Linked DNA regions of Homo sapiens: region 2 is linked to region 1. A link is a contact called in ENCODE Hi-C or POLR2A ChIA-PET data. All regions are on one chromosome and are shown on one strand. The core of a region is the stretch at or near the end of the contact, and the rest is flanking DNA. Distances in the headings are between cores, read along the strand shown.

Region 1 (6,148 bases), core at 2,263-4,762:
CACTGCACTCTAGCTTGGGCAACAACAGGACACTGTCTCTAAAAAATGACAACAAAAATTCAAAAATTTTATAAATATAAGATATTTCAAACATATAAGCAAGTCGGGAGAATACTAGCACATATCTTGTAAGCTCTAACCAAACTTATTGTCTTATCATGATGCCATTTTTCCCACCAACCTTTTTTTAAAACAAAGAAATAAAACAGGCTAGGCATGGTAGTTCACGCCTGTAACCCCAGTACTTTTGGAGACCAAGGCAAGTGGATCACTTGAGTCCAGGAGTTTGAGACCAGCCAGAGCAACATGGTGAAACCCCATCTCTACTAAAAAAAATACAGACAATTAGCCAGGCGTGGTGGTGCACTGCACTCTGGCCTGGGCGACGGGAGTGAGACCATATCTCAAAAAAGAAATAAAACATTACAGGGCCCCTCACAGCCTCTGTATACATCCCCATTTCTTGCCCCCCGCCTCCTTGCCCTCCCCTAGCTAGAGCTGCTATTTTTGGTCATTCACATGGGGGTCTTTTTTCCTTTCCCACCACACCTTTATCCTCTCCACTGGGAGCCATCACTGGGAAAGCACACTGGGAAATGCATGCAGCAGAGCCCTGCTACGGAACTGCTCAGCCACAGAGCAGGCTGGCGGCTGAGCCAGCCTGGTAGGAAGAGGAGAAGACCAAGGATGAAAATCAGAGGGTGGAACTGGAGGCACAGGGCCTGGGAACCGCACTGGGGACCTCCTAAAGAAGCATTTCTACCTCCGGAAGACACGATAGGCTGCACTAGATAATATGATCTGTTTTGCCTCAACTCTCCTTGTTTTTCCTAAGTCGCGTGCCCGTGAGGAACATGATTCCACATTTTAAAAATCTTATGCTGTCTCTCTTAAAGGACTGGGTGCCCAGGCCGGGGGCGTGGCCCAGAGCTGGAGCACTAGAGAATGGCGCAGCGTTAGGAAACAGTGAGGGTGAGGCCAGTGCTGATTTGGTTGCGCGATACTGTTGAGGTCCAATGATGTACAAAGTGTTATCAGACTTGTAAAAAAAATTTTTTCATAAGCTAGGAAATGTTCTGGCAGGCTAATGGGCTCCAAAAATCAACTTTCAGGGCCTCTGCTGATGTCTTAATTAATGCTGTATGGATGAGTTCTTGCAGGAACATCAGTGAAAATCAAGCCATAAACAAGAAAGAAAAAAAGTCCAGGGCGGGGAGGAGGAACACACTGCTTTGCTAAATTTCCACCCAAGTTCAATTGTGTTATGGAAACTTGAACTGAACCCTTCCAAAGAGTTTTCAAAATATCACTTGCAGACTGGTTAAACTGGAAGCATGTGGAAGCATGTGTCAGTTTTCAACACTATAGACCCAGACCTCAATCCAGACTTTGAATTGCTGCATCCCCTCGAAGCAAAGGAAACCATGAGGACCCTGCTTGATGCCAGGCATTGGAGTGAGTGTTTCGTTTTCTATGGCTTATTTAATCCTCACAAAACCCTCTGAGGATGGCATGAACTCCATTTGATAGATGACACTCACAGAGGTTAAGCAACTGCACGGGTAACACAGCCAGGAAATAGTTTATATACGGGCTGGCCTTGGATGAAACACAACCAAATGTGAGTGCCTATTTTTCTCGGTGGTGTCACCTGTGTTTGGTGTTGGCTGGGCTGTTTCATTTGCCGGGAACAGAGGAGTGCCCGGGTTCTCTCTGGACTTGGGGCTGGACTACGAGAATCCAGAGGAAGTGCAGGAGCCTAGGAAGCAAATGCATTCACAGTAGCCGGACCCAGGCTTCTTGGAGGATCTAACAGTGCTTCTGCTGAGTGAGCAACATGGCCACCGATTCTGCAGACTGCCCCTAACACTCTCACTCTCGCTCGCTCTCTCTTCATCAGAGCTTCTTGCCGCTCTCTGCATCAACCTATTTTCAGGTTTCTGCCTCCTGCTCCATATCTTGACTTCCACCAGATGCCCCTCTGTGTGCATGTGTCTCTTTTTCTCAAAGGACAAGCTGATGAGAAATCTCCCAATCCAGCATGGGCATTGCCATATGTCCAACCAATCCTGGGTCCAACCATGTGTGACCAGGGTGGCAAGGTCACATGACAAAAATGTGGCTAATTATGCAGAAGAATTCACTTTTTCAAAGAAAGGAGGTGTGAGTGTGGCATCTCGGGGGCTTCACTATTTGGTTTGTGTGACTGTGAGTGGCTTCAAACAACAGATATTTACTTTCCCACAGGAAAGGGACACCTTTCACAGTGTCACAGGTCTGCACTCCCTCCGAAGACTCCAGGAGCAACTCCTCCCTGGCCTCCTTGGCTTCTGGCTGCCTCCCTCCAGCCTCTGCCCCTGTCTTCATGTGGCCTCCTTCTCCCTGTGTGGCTGTGTGTCCTCTCCTCTTATTACAAGGACACCAGTCATTGGAGTTCATGCCCACTCAAAATCCAGGACGCTTTTGTCATGAGAACCTTAATGAATTACATCTACAAAGACCCTATTTCCAGATAGGGCCACATCCTGAGCTTCCAAGGGGACATGAATTTGTGAGCTACACTATTTGAACATGACAGTGTATCTCCAAGACACTGTAGCGCCAGCCCCCAAAGTGTACCAAGGACTCGGAGAGAGTGGAGGCCAACCCTTTGCTGTTTCTTTGGGATCTGCCTCAGTATGGCGCCAGGTGCTAAGCAGATGGCTATTGAGTGACCTAGAGTAAACCGGAAATAAATTCAGAAAAATCAATCGGTGCATGATTTCATTAAAGTTCCCTCCATGTATGCAGTTCTGTACCCACCGTTGGCATCCCCTAGTCATCACTGCTGCCTGGTAGCAATGTACGGGGCATCCCACACCACACAGCACTGTTTACAGAGATGTGGACTTGTGACTGTCCTCTCCTCAGGACAGACGTTGGCCCCATAGCTTCTCCAGCCCTACAGTCCACCTAGTGCAACCTCTGCAGACCTAACTGTGTCTTGCAGTGTTCCCCTGACCGAGAGCTCGCTGAGTCCAAAATCCACACAAAGGGCCTCTTCAGGTTCCCTCCTAGTCCTGTTGCAGCTCAGCCTTGTTCCCTAAATGTTCTCTGGTGGGAAAACAAACCAAACCAAACCCCAGAACCCTGGTTTGGTTCTCAGCGATATAAACAATATTTGGATTTGGTTCGAGGTTGAGCAAACGAGTGCAGTTTGTTCCGGTTTTTGGTTCAAGGTTCAGGCCAAGTCTCTGCTCCAGACAGAAAGAATGTCCCTGGAATGAATGCCCCTTCCAACTAGGACTCAACAGCTAAAAGGCCAGGGTGTCCCAACGCAGGCCGCCTGCTCAGAGGACTCCCAGGGACCTCCCTGCAGCTTCCAATCCAGGCCCCCAAGGCCCCGGGGACTGGGCCTGGCAGCACACCTGCCCAATTCTCTGGGCCCATGCCACCTTCCATGGCCTAGAAGCAGAAGGCCATGGCCCCACAGGCTAGGCGCCAGGGCAGCTGAGCAAACACCCTCAGCTCAACTGCCTGGAGGCAGGGGCAGCCGGGGAGTGGGTGCCCCTGCATAAATCCGCCACAGTGGCCACATGGCACAGCACCTGCTCCCTCTCTCTGGTCAGGGTCTAAACTCAAACACTGCCCAGCAGAGAACCCAGATAACGAAATAGAACGTTACACTGAGCAGGAAACAACAGGGAGTGGTGGGTACTGTGGGAGCCACGCAGAGGTATGCACATTCAACCCACCGCAGCCTTAGTTCAGTGCACAAAGCATCCAGCTGCCGCTTGCTGGTCAGAGCAGCCTGCCAGAGGCACACACCACAGCTTCCAGAGCAAGCAGTCCTACATCCAGAGCAGAGTTTCTGGGGGCCATTCTGCTCTCTCCTGCCCCAGACAGGAAGCCAGGCAGGGCCAAGGACAGGGCATCAAAAAGCCTCATCCCTACGGAACAACTGCAGGGGACGGAGCAGCTGGGGGTATTGGGGACACCTGGCAGTGAATCACTCCTGAGGAATGTTGAAAGGAAAACACAGTTGCACTCTGGCCTCCCTCCCACTCGGATCCACGCATCAAAGGGGTCCTCGGATGCAGGGAACTTAGTGGGCTGGGTTGATCGGGCTTGCTCTGAATGTTGGACACCAGAGGGCTGGGATCGAAAAGCAGCTCCTGAGGGACTGCCCCAATTCTGGGTTGTGGGGACAGACGCACCTCCAGCCACCATGGGGGAAACTGAGAAACACTGGCAAGGGAAGCGGAATGAAAGCGCGCAAGAAGGGCTCTAGTCCAAAACACTCCTCTTTCTCAAGGTTATTTTTTTCTAGACTTGCTCTTTAAATCACCATCCAAACGGCAGCCTTATCAAAGGCAACTCAGGTGTCCCCTGACAGCCCAAAGCCTCTGCCCAGGGAAAAGGCCGTTTCTATTCTGCCTTGGATAGAAATCACAGCCTGAGACACAATCCAGAAATATTTCCCTGTGCTGGGCGCCCGGAGAGGATTAGACAGGAGCACATGTGATTTCAGCTTGGGTGTACTCGCCGCTCAACTATGCTTGCTACGTGCTGGATTCAATTATAGGTTTTCTTACACTTATATCTTCATTAGTTCTACATTGCCGAGTGGATGGAATGTGCTGTCAGCTTAAAAAAAAAGTGTTGGTTTTTCTTCCCCCCAAGGATTCAACACTGTCCAGTCCTGTTAAAAAAAGAAAGAAAAAAAAAATCTTGGCTCACGCGTACATTGCTAATGGGTATGGAATTGATTCACAAGTCCCCAACTCTAGTTATATAAAAGTAATTACTGCAACCTAGAGTAATTGGTTCCATATCCAATATTCACAGAAGGCTGCATATGTGTATGTCTGCGTGTGTGTGTGTGTGTGTGTGTGTGTGTGTGTGTGTGTATTTAGGATTGAGAGATTAAAAAATTTTAAATGAAAAAAAACATATTCAAGAACATTTAAACTACCCATACATAAACTCCTAAAAAAATTATTTAACTGTGATAAAGATCTTGAAACAAACAAAAACGGCAGAGCTCACAAAAGATCAGAGCCCTTATGATCCAAGCATTCCAAGACTGGGGAACGGGCCATCGGGTGCGGGAAGCCACGCAGAACGGGGTCTCCAGCAGCCCGAAGGCCCATCCCACAGCCGGCCACTTGCAACCTGTGGTGGCCACTTCCTGCTCGGTGGCGCAGCCTCCTCCCGGGCACCCATGAAGCCTTTGCCTGACCTCTGTCCATGGAGTTGCTTGTCCTATTTGTGGCTCTGAGAACCACAGTTCTCACTCTGTCCCCCAGGTGGGTCCCAGAGGGCTGGAAGGCATTGTCCTAAGAGGACACAGCAGGGGTAGCGTGGAACATTCCCATACAGCTCCAGGATCACTTTAGGGAGAAAAGGGATCCACGGAAAGGAACCATGGATAAGAAGGAAGCTTTGTGGGAGAACAAAAAGACACCAAGAGTTGGAAACCAGGAAGGAAGTTAAAGTCAGGCCTTCCCCAGCGATGTGGATCAATTCACAGATTTGTGTCATGGATCTAAACGTGACACTTGACATTCATCTCTGTTAGGTGTCACACTTGGTTGGAGCCTAAGACCTTTGGCATTTTCTTTCCATCGTCTATAGCATCACCTTTCTATCCTGGCTTTGTTTCATCTGCAAATGTGATAAGCCTGCCTTCCATATCTTTATTGAGACCATTCATGAAAATGCTGTATAAGGAAAAGCCCTCCCCCGACCCAGAGTCCTCCACACAGATCGGTCTCCATCCATTCATCAAGAAGCGTTGTTCAACAGATGTACATTCACCTACCCGCTCTGCTATCCATCACACAGTTCCCCATTTTACCTGCATGGGGGATTTAGGGGATTGAGAGGAAGTAACAACTCGGAAATCAGGTTGCTAATGATGTCTTCTCTTAGTTTGAGTTCACGAAGAGTTAGAAAATGCAGTGTGCTAAAATGACCTAGTGGAGCATGCGTGCAATGCTGTGGACCCTGGCCCAGGCTACTACTGCAAATTCCACACCAAAACTGGAGAGACTGTTGGTTTCTCCTTGTGTTATCTCTGGCCAGCCTCTGTGGATTCTCAGCCTGGCAACACAGTCCTGTTTAAAAAGTTCTGGCTACTACGCGGGGTCTGTTACACACTGCCTTT
Region 2 (6,148 bases), core at 2,282-4,781, 39 kb before region 1:
TTTGTTTCCCATGATAGAAACTTCCTCAGTCTTCCTACTTCTGCTGCTCACTTCTGCTGCTTTAAATGCTTATAGCAATTTATTTTCACAGGGACGTTCCGCATGTCCACGTCTCTGTGGTCATCCAGGCCTTCAGTGCACATGGGCCCAGCGGTCTCTCAGTGTCTTCTTGAAACCTTCAGCATCTGTGCAGGGCCCTGCTAACCTTGCTTCCATCCTACTGCACCCGGTAGGCATGGATGCAGAAGGAAATGAGCAAGTTGGGTATGAGATTTTTTACCTAGCATCTCCCCATCCCCACCCCCAGTTCCTGGTAACTACCATTGTACTGTCTGCTCCCACGAGTTCGATTTATTTTAGATTCCACAAGTAAGTGAAATCATGCAGTATTTGTCTTTCTGTGTCTGGCTTATTTCACTTAACATAATGTCCCCCAGATTCATCCATGTTGTCACAAACGACAGCATTTCCTTTTTTTGTGTCTGAATAGGATTCCATTGTGTATACGTATACCACATTTTCTTTATCCGTTCATCTCTCAATGGACACTTAGGTCGTTTCTGTATCTTGGCTATTGTTAATAATGCTGCAATAAACATGGGAGTGCAGACATCTGTCAAGATACTGATTTTATTTCCTTTGAATATTGCATTAGTCCATTCTCACACTGCTATAAAGAACTACCCAAGACTGGGTCATTTATAAAGGTAAGGTGTTTAATTGGCTCATGATTTTGCAGGCTGTACAGGTAGCATGGCTGGGGAGGCCTCAGAAAACTTTCAATGGTGGTGGAAGGCAAAGACGAAGCAGGCACATTTTACATGAGCAGAGCAGGAGGAAGAAAGAGTGAAGGAAGAGGTGCTGCACACTTTTAAACAACCAGATCTCATGAGAACTCACTCACTGTCATGAGAACAACGAGGGGAAGGTCAGCCCCCAAGATCCAGTCGCCTCCCACCAGGACCCTCCTCTAACATTGGGGTTTGCAATTCAACATGAGATTTGAGTGGAGACACAAATTCAAACCATACCAGACATATATCCAGAAGTGGATTTCTGGATGATGTGATAGTTCTATTTTCAATTTTTTGAGGAACTTCCATACTGTTCTCTATAATGGCTGTACTAATTTATGCTATCCCATTATCAATGTAACGAGGGTTCCCTTTTCTCTACATTTTCTCCAACATTAGTTTTCTCTCTCTTTTTTTTAATAAAAGCTATTCTTACAGGTGTGAGGTGATCTCATTATAATTTTAATTTGCTTTTCCCTGATAATCAATGATGTTGAGCATTTCTTCATAGACTGTACCTGTTGGCCATTTGTGTGTCTTCCTTTGGGAAATGTCTCTTCAGATCCTTTGCCCATTTTTTCATTGGGTTATTTGTTTTCTTGCTATTTGTGTTCCTTACATGTTTTGGATAGTAACTCCCTATTGGATGTATGGTTTGCAAAGGGTCTGAGATTCTGCGCAGTGCCTCTGAACTCTGGCTTCCTGGGTTGAAGCTCAGCTCTGCTGCCTGCCACCCTACTAACCTTGGGCAAGTATATTCTCTCTGTGACTCTCACTTCTCTCCTCCACACATTAGGGATAATAATATGCCCTGCACCTTAGCATTTTTGTCATGAAAAAAAGAGGCAAATACAGAGATCTTGGTACAGGCTGTCTGATGTATTAAGTGTTCATTAAATGCTAGCTTATCATATTTTAAGAAGTGTTTATGTGCCAGGCAGTCTTCACAGTAGGTTGGAGGCAGGAGGCCCAGAACCACAATTAGATCATTTTGATGTGGTGTCAGTGCCAGGATGGGAAACCTGCTGGGATGGAGTGGCTTTCACCCATCGCAGGTTTCAGATGAGGCTATCCAGAGGAGAGGGCACCAACTGAGACCAAAGGAGGGAGTACCTGCTTCACACTGTGCAGTGTTTTGAGTTATTCTGAAATTGTTTCTCCCATGGATTTTTTTAATTTTACTCTAAGTTCTGGGATACATGTGCAGAAGGTGCAGGTTTGTTACATGGGTATACATGTGCCATGGTGATTTGCTGCACCTATCAACCTGTCATTTAGGTTTTAATCCCTGCATGCATTAGGTATTTGTCCTAATGCTCTCCCTACCCTTGCCCCCCACCCCCCGGCAGGCCCCGTTGTGTGTTGTTCGCCTTCCTGTGTCCATGTGTTCTCATTGTTCAACTCCCACTTATGAGTGAGAACATGTGGTGTTTGGTTTTCTGTTCCTGTGTTAGTTTGCTGAGAATGATGGCTTCCAGCTTCATCCATGTCCCTGCAAAGGACATGAACTCATTCTTTTTTTATGGCTGCACAGTATTCCATGGTGTATATGTGCCACATTTTCTTTATCCAGTCTATCATAGATGGGTATTTGGGTTGGTTCCACATCTTTGCTATTATAAATAGTGCTGCAATAAACATACGTGTGCATGTGTCTTTATAGTAGAATGATTTATGGATTTATTTTATCTTTTCCAACTTGAAGTCTTGAAGCCATCTCAATTACAGGTGTTCACTGTGTCTTACTCCTTTGCTTTCTCACTGCAGCCCACCATTAGGGGTAACGTTGCATCACTGATAGCTATGCTTTATTGTATTCAGCTAAAGGCCTATTTTTCCTTTGATATTTAGAAGAGAAAGAAGGAGGAAGAGATCAAGCTTCACTTGAAGGAGCACCTGCAAGTGCCAGGCATCTCAGCTATGTCAGTTTCAAGCCACATGGTAGGTCTCCAAGATAACCATGCTATCATCTCCATTTTACAGATGAGAAAACTGAGAGTCAGAGAGGAAATGCACCCAAGTTGACATAACCAGAGACGACACAGCTGGGGCCAGTTCTCAGGTTCATCTTAGCCCTAGGCATCCCACAAATGCCAAAAACACCATTTCACATCATTATGAAATTTAAAAAGAAGACCATGCTACATCACAGAGGAAAATTAGGTTCAGCCCACAGTGGTTTCTACAATCATTTTCATCTAACTCAGTTCCCTGTCATCCCTCTGATCATCTCTGATCTCAATAATCAGTCAGTATGTTAATGGCACCCTTTCCATGTGCCAAAATGGCATTATATTTGCTTCTCTAAGTTCCATTCAAGAAGTTGAACTTCATTTGCTTCCCTTTATCTTTCCCTCTTTGGTTTGTCTCTGGCCTGGATGTAGTGCTTGAGTGCTGGAAGTCATTCCACAGCTCCTGGCAGCACCTCCACCTTGGCCTTCCCAAGACCCTTCTCACCTGGCATCTGCCAAACCAGGGATGTGCACCCAAAGGGGCAGAACGGACTGGTCGGCCCCACCAGGCCCAAGTCAATAGAACACAGAGCCCAAGGCTTAATTTAGAACCCCCTCCCCACAACCATGTGCCTTGACACACATGTTTGTGGCTATCTTTCTGGTGTGGGGATCTCTGCCAAGGTTATTTTCATGCTGACTGACACCTCTGTCTATTCCGGGAGAATATCTCAGGAGAGAAGCGGCTCGTGCCCAGGTCCCAAGACCTCTGGAATGTAATATTGGACCATCTATGGCACGCTGGTTTTCTGGGTGGGAGCCTCTCTGTTGTGTACTCTGTAAAGACCTGGAGGAGTTTTCTGCCTGTCACATGTTAGCAGGACCTTGATGCTCCCAGCTTCTGCTGACCCACATTTTGAACCAGTTGATCCATCAACACAAACTATAAAAAGGAATGAGGGCTGGGCGCAGTGGCTCACGTGTGTAATCCCATCACTTTGCGAGTCTGAGGTGGGTGGATCACTTGAGGTCAGGAGTTTGAGACCAGCCCGGCCAACATGGTGAAACCCCGTCTCTACTATAATACAAAAATTAGCCGGGTGTGGTGGCACACGCCTGTAATCCCAGCTACTCGGGAGGCTGAGGTGGGAGAATTGCTTGAACCCAGGAGGTAGAGGTTGCAGTGAGCTGAGGTTGCGCCACTGCACTCCAGACTGGGTGACAGAGTAAGACTCTATCTCAAAAAAAAAAAAAAAAAAAGGAATGAAATACTGATGCATGCTACAATATGAATGAACCTCAAAACATTATGCCAAATGAAAGAAGCTAGACACAGAAGGCCACGTATTATATATTCCATTTAGATAAAATATCCAGAATAGGCAAATCTATAGAAACAATGCCTGCAGATTGATGGTTGCAGGTGCTGGGGAAGAGGGGAATAGGGAGTGACTGCTTAAGCGGTTCAGGGTTTTCCTGTGGGGTGATGAAAATGTTTTGAAACTAGATAGAGGTGGTGGTTTCATAGCATTGTGAATGCACGAAATGTCACTGAATTATCTACCTTAAAATGGCTCATTTTATGTTATGTGGATTTCACTGCAATTTAAAAAGTACCTGAATCACTGCAGAAAAAAATTTGATATGGCCAACGGTGTTACATACGTGCATCAGGATGTGGAATAATTACAGTAAGAAATCAGAATAAAAGGAGAATGGGGGTAAAAAAGGAAAATGAATCCTGGGTGTGGTTAATGCCCAAGCTGGAAGCCTTTAGCTCTTATTCGGTTGTAAGAAGCGGCTACAAATCCAACTTGAGATTCCCAGCAGCTGAAGCAAAACAGAAAATATAAGTTTTTCCAAAATTTGCAGTGTCTAAAAATAAAATGTGTTGGGTGTTCAGAAAATGCTCTATTAAAGGTTGGGATAATTTTCTCCCGGGGTGCCCAAAGGTCCCCTGTGGAGTGTGAGAGGTCCAGGCTCCTGCTGACGATGGGGCCTCTTGCAGACTCCTGTGTCTGGCCACTCACACGCCAAGGCTGGAAAAAAAACAACCCTCTCTGGGAAGAAGCAGCCTTGGCCATCGTTTCCAGTCCACTCCTTCCAAACCCATGAAGGAGGCGATCTCATTCAGAAAATTGGGGGATCCGTGGACCCCCGAAATAACAAAAAATGTTGTCTAGAGCCCATCATGCATCAGTCCCTTCACCAAATATCTGATGGGTAACTATGGGTGTGCTCAGCTCCACTGAGACCCCCGGGATGAGGGGCCCCCGGGATGAGGCTCCCTTCATGAGGCAAAGCACACCTCATGAAGCTTCCCTCCTAGGAATGAGAGGTAGACATTATTTTTTAAAGATCACTAAAGTATATCGTTGTTAATAGTGTGTGGTAGGAAGAAAAAGCAGAGGAAGCTATACAAAGGAGTGACTCATCATGGCAGTGCTTAGAGAAGGCTTCTCTTAGGAGCCTGACATTGGAAATGAGACCTGAAGGAAGAGTGAGACCATCAAAGAGAAGGGAAGGCTTCCAGACACAAGGGAGGAGCCCTGAGGGTGCCAGGAAGTAAAGGAGGGGCAGTGTTCTTAAGACACTAAGTGACAGAAAGAGTGAAGGGAAAAAAAGCTAAAGAGGTGAGCAGGGACCAGGTTAAGGTGGATTGAAGAGGAGGAGAGGAATGTGGGGTCACAGGAATGTCACATCCACCCACCCTGGAGTGCAGATTATTCAGACAGATGGCCACCAGGATGGGGAAGGAAGCCAGCTTCAAGGACCAAGGAATGTTGGGATGTTGGTTCATGCATCAGCCCCCAGGTATAGGAAGGAAGATTCCAGAATGAACCAGCCCCTTGTTCCACTGGTAACATCGGCCTGGAGAGTTCTTACTCTCACCTGGGAACCTTTCCTGGCTATATCTCTATGCACCTTTGGAATGTGTACCCAAAGGGATGTTAACTTTTCTTTAATGTTTACCTCCAATATCTGTAGGATCTGTCCTTACATCCAAGGCAGCCTGGAGAATGCTGTTGGCTTCCATAGCGACCATTTACTGAGCCTTTGATACATGTTTGAGCCTTGAGACATCACAAGTACTGTGTGAGATAGGTATTATTAGCCACATTTTAAAGATGAGAAACCTGAGGCTGAAAGAGTCTAGAGTGTTTGCTTATGTGACTCAGGTATGTGAAAAATCCAGATTTGAGCCCAGGTCTTCTTGACCCCTCAAATTGTTGCCTGTCAACCACAGTTCACTGACCATCTATCTGATGACCCCTGAGGTCTCCCATGGTATACCTTCAAGAACTCTCAATCTTAGGTCCCATCTACCCCTCCAACCAGCTAGGAAACCTTAAGAAAGGAACCAGATGATTATTTCTTTTTAAAATGAATGAGTGTCTGACT

What was found. A loop is a pair of places that touch in the nucleus more often than their neighbours do. ChIA-PET counts read pairs that join two places held with the same protein, here RNA polymerase II (POLR2A). Pooled maps may share reads with other maps.
Region 2: a map of heart right ventricle shows a loop between it and region 1 (2.7-fold over the local background). The contact joins two enhancer-like sites. A Hi-C loop is called at or near these places in 5 of 168 maps with a recorded cell type or tissue (Right ventricle myocardium inferior, cardiac septum, gastrocnemius medialis and 2 more) and 2 of 50 pooled maps. POLR2A ChIA-PET finds 5 or more read pairs at or near these places in 1 of 52 experiments (GM12878).

Annotation. Positions count from the first base shown.
Region 1 is chr5:173,496,900-173,503,047 of GRCh38, reverse strand. All of the region lies in intron 11 of LOC105377732 (a long non-coding RNA gene), which reads right to left. Among named protein-coding and RNA genes, the nearest start is that of LINC02995, 80 kb to the left of the region's middle. RefSeq lists an enhancer at 3,681-4,347. Within about 2 kb of position 3,512, at least 13 of the 41 ENCODE cell types and tissues checked have a DNase peak (open chromatin) inside an H3K27ac peak, as active enhancers do; they include gastrocnemius medialis and heart right ventricle, where a contact is called at or near this core.
Region 2 is chr5:173,535,499-173,541,646 of GRCh38, reverse strand. No RefSeq gene overlaps it. Among named protein-coding and RNA genes, the nearest start is that of LINC02995, 41 kb to the left of the region's middle. Within about 2 kb of position 3,531, at least 4 of the 41 ENCODE cell types and tissues checked have a DNase peak (open chromatin) inside an H3K27ac peak, as active enhancers do; they include gastrocnemius medialis and heart right ventricle, where a contact is called at or near this core.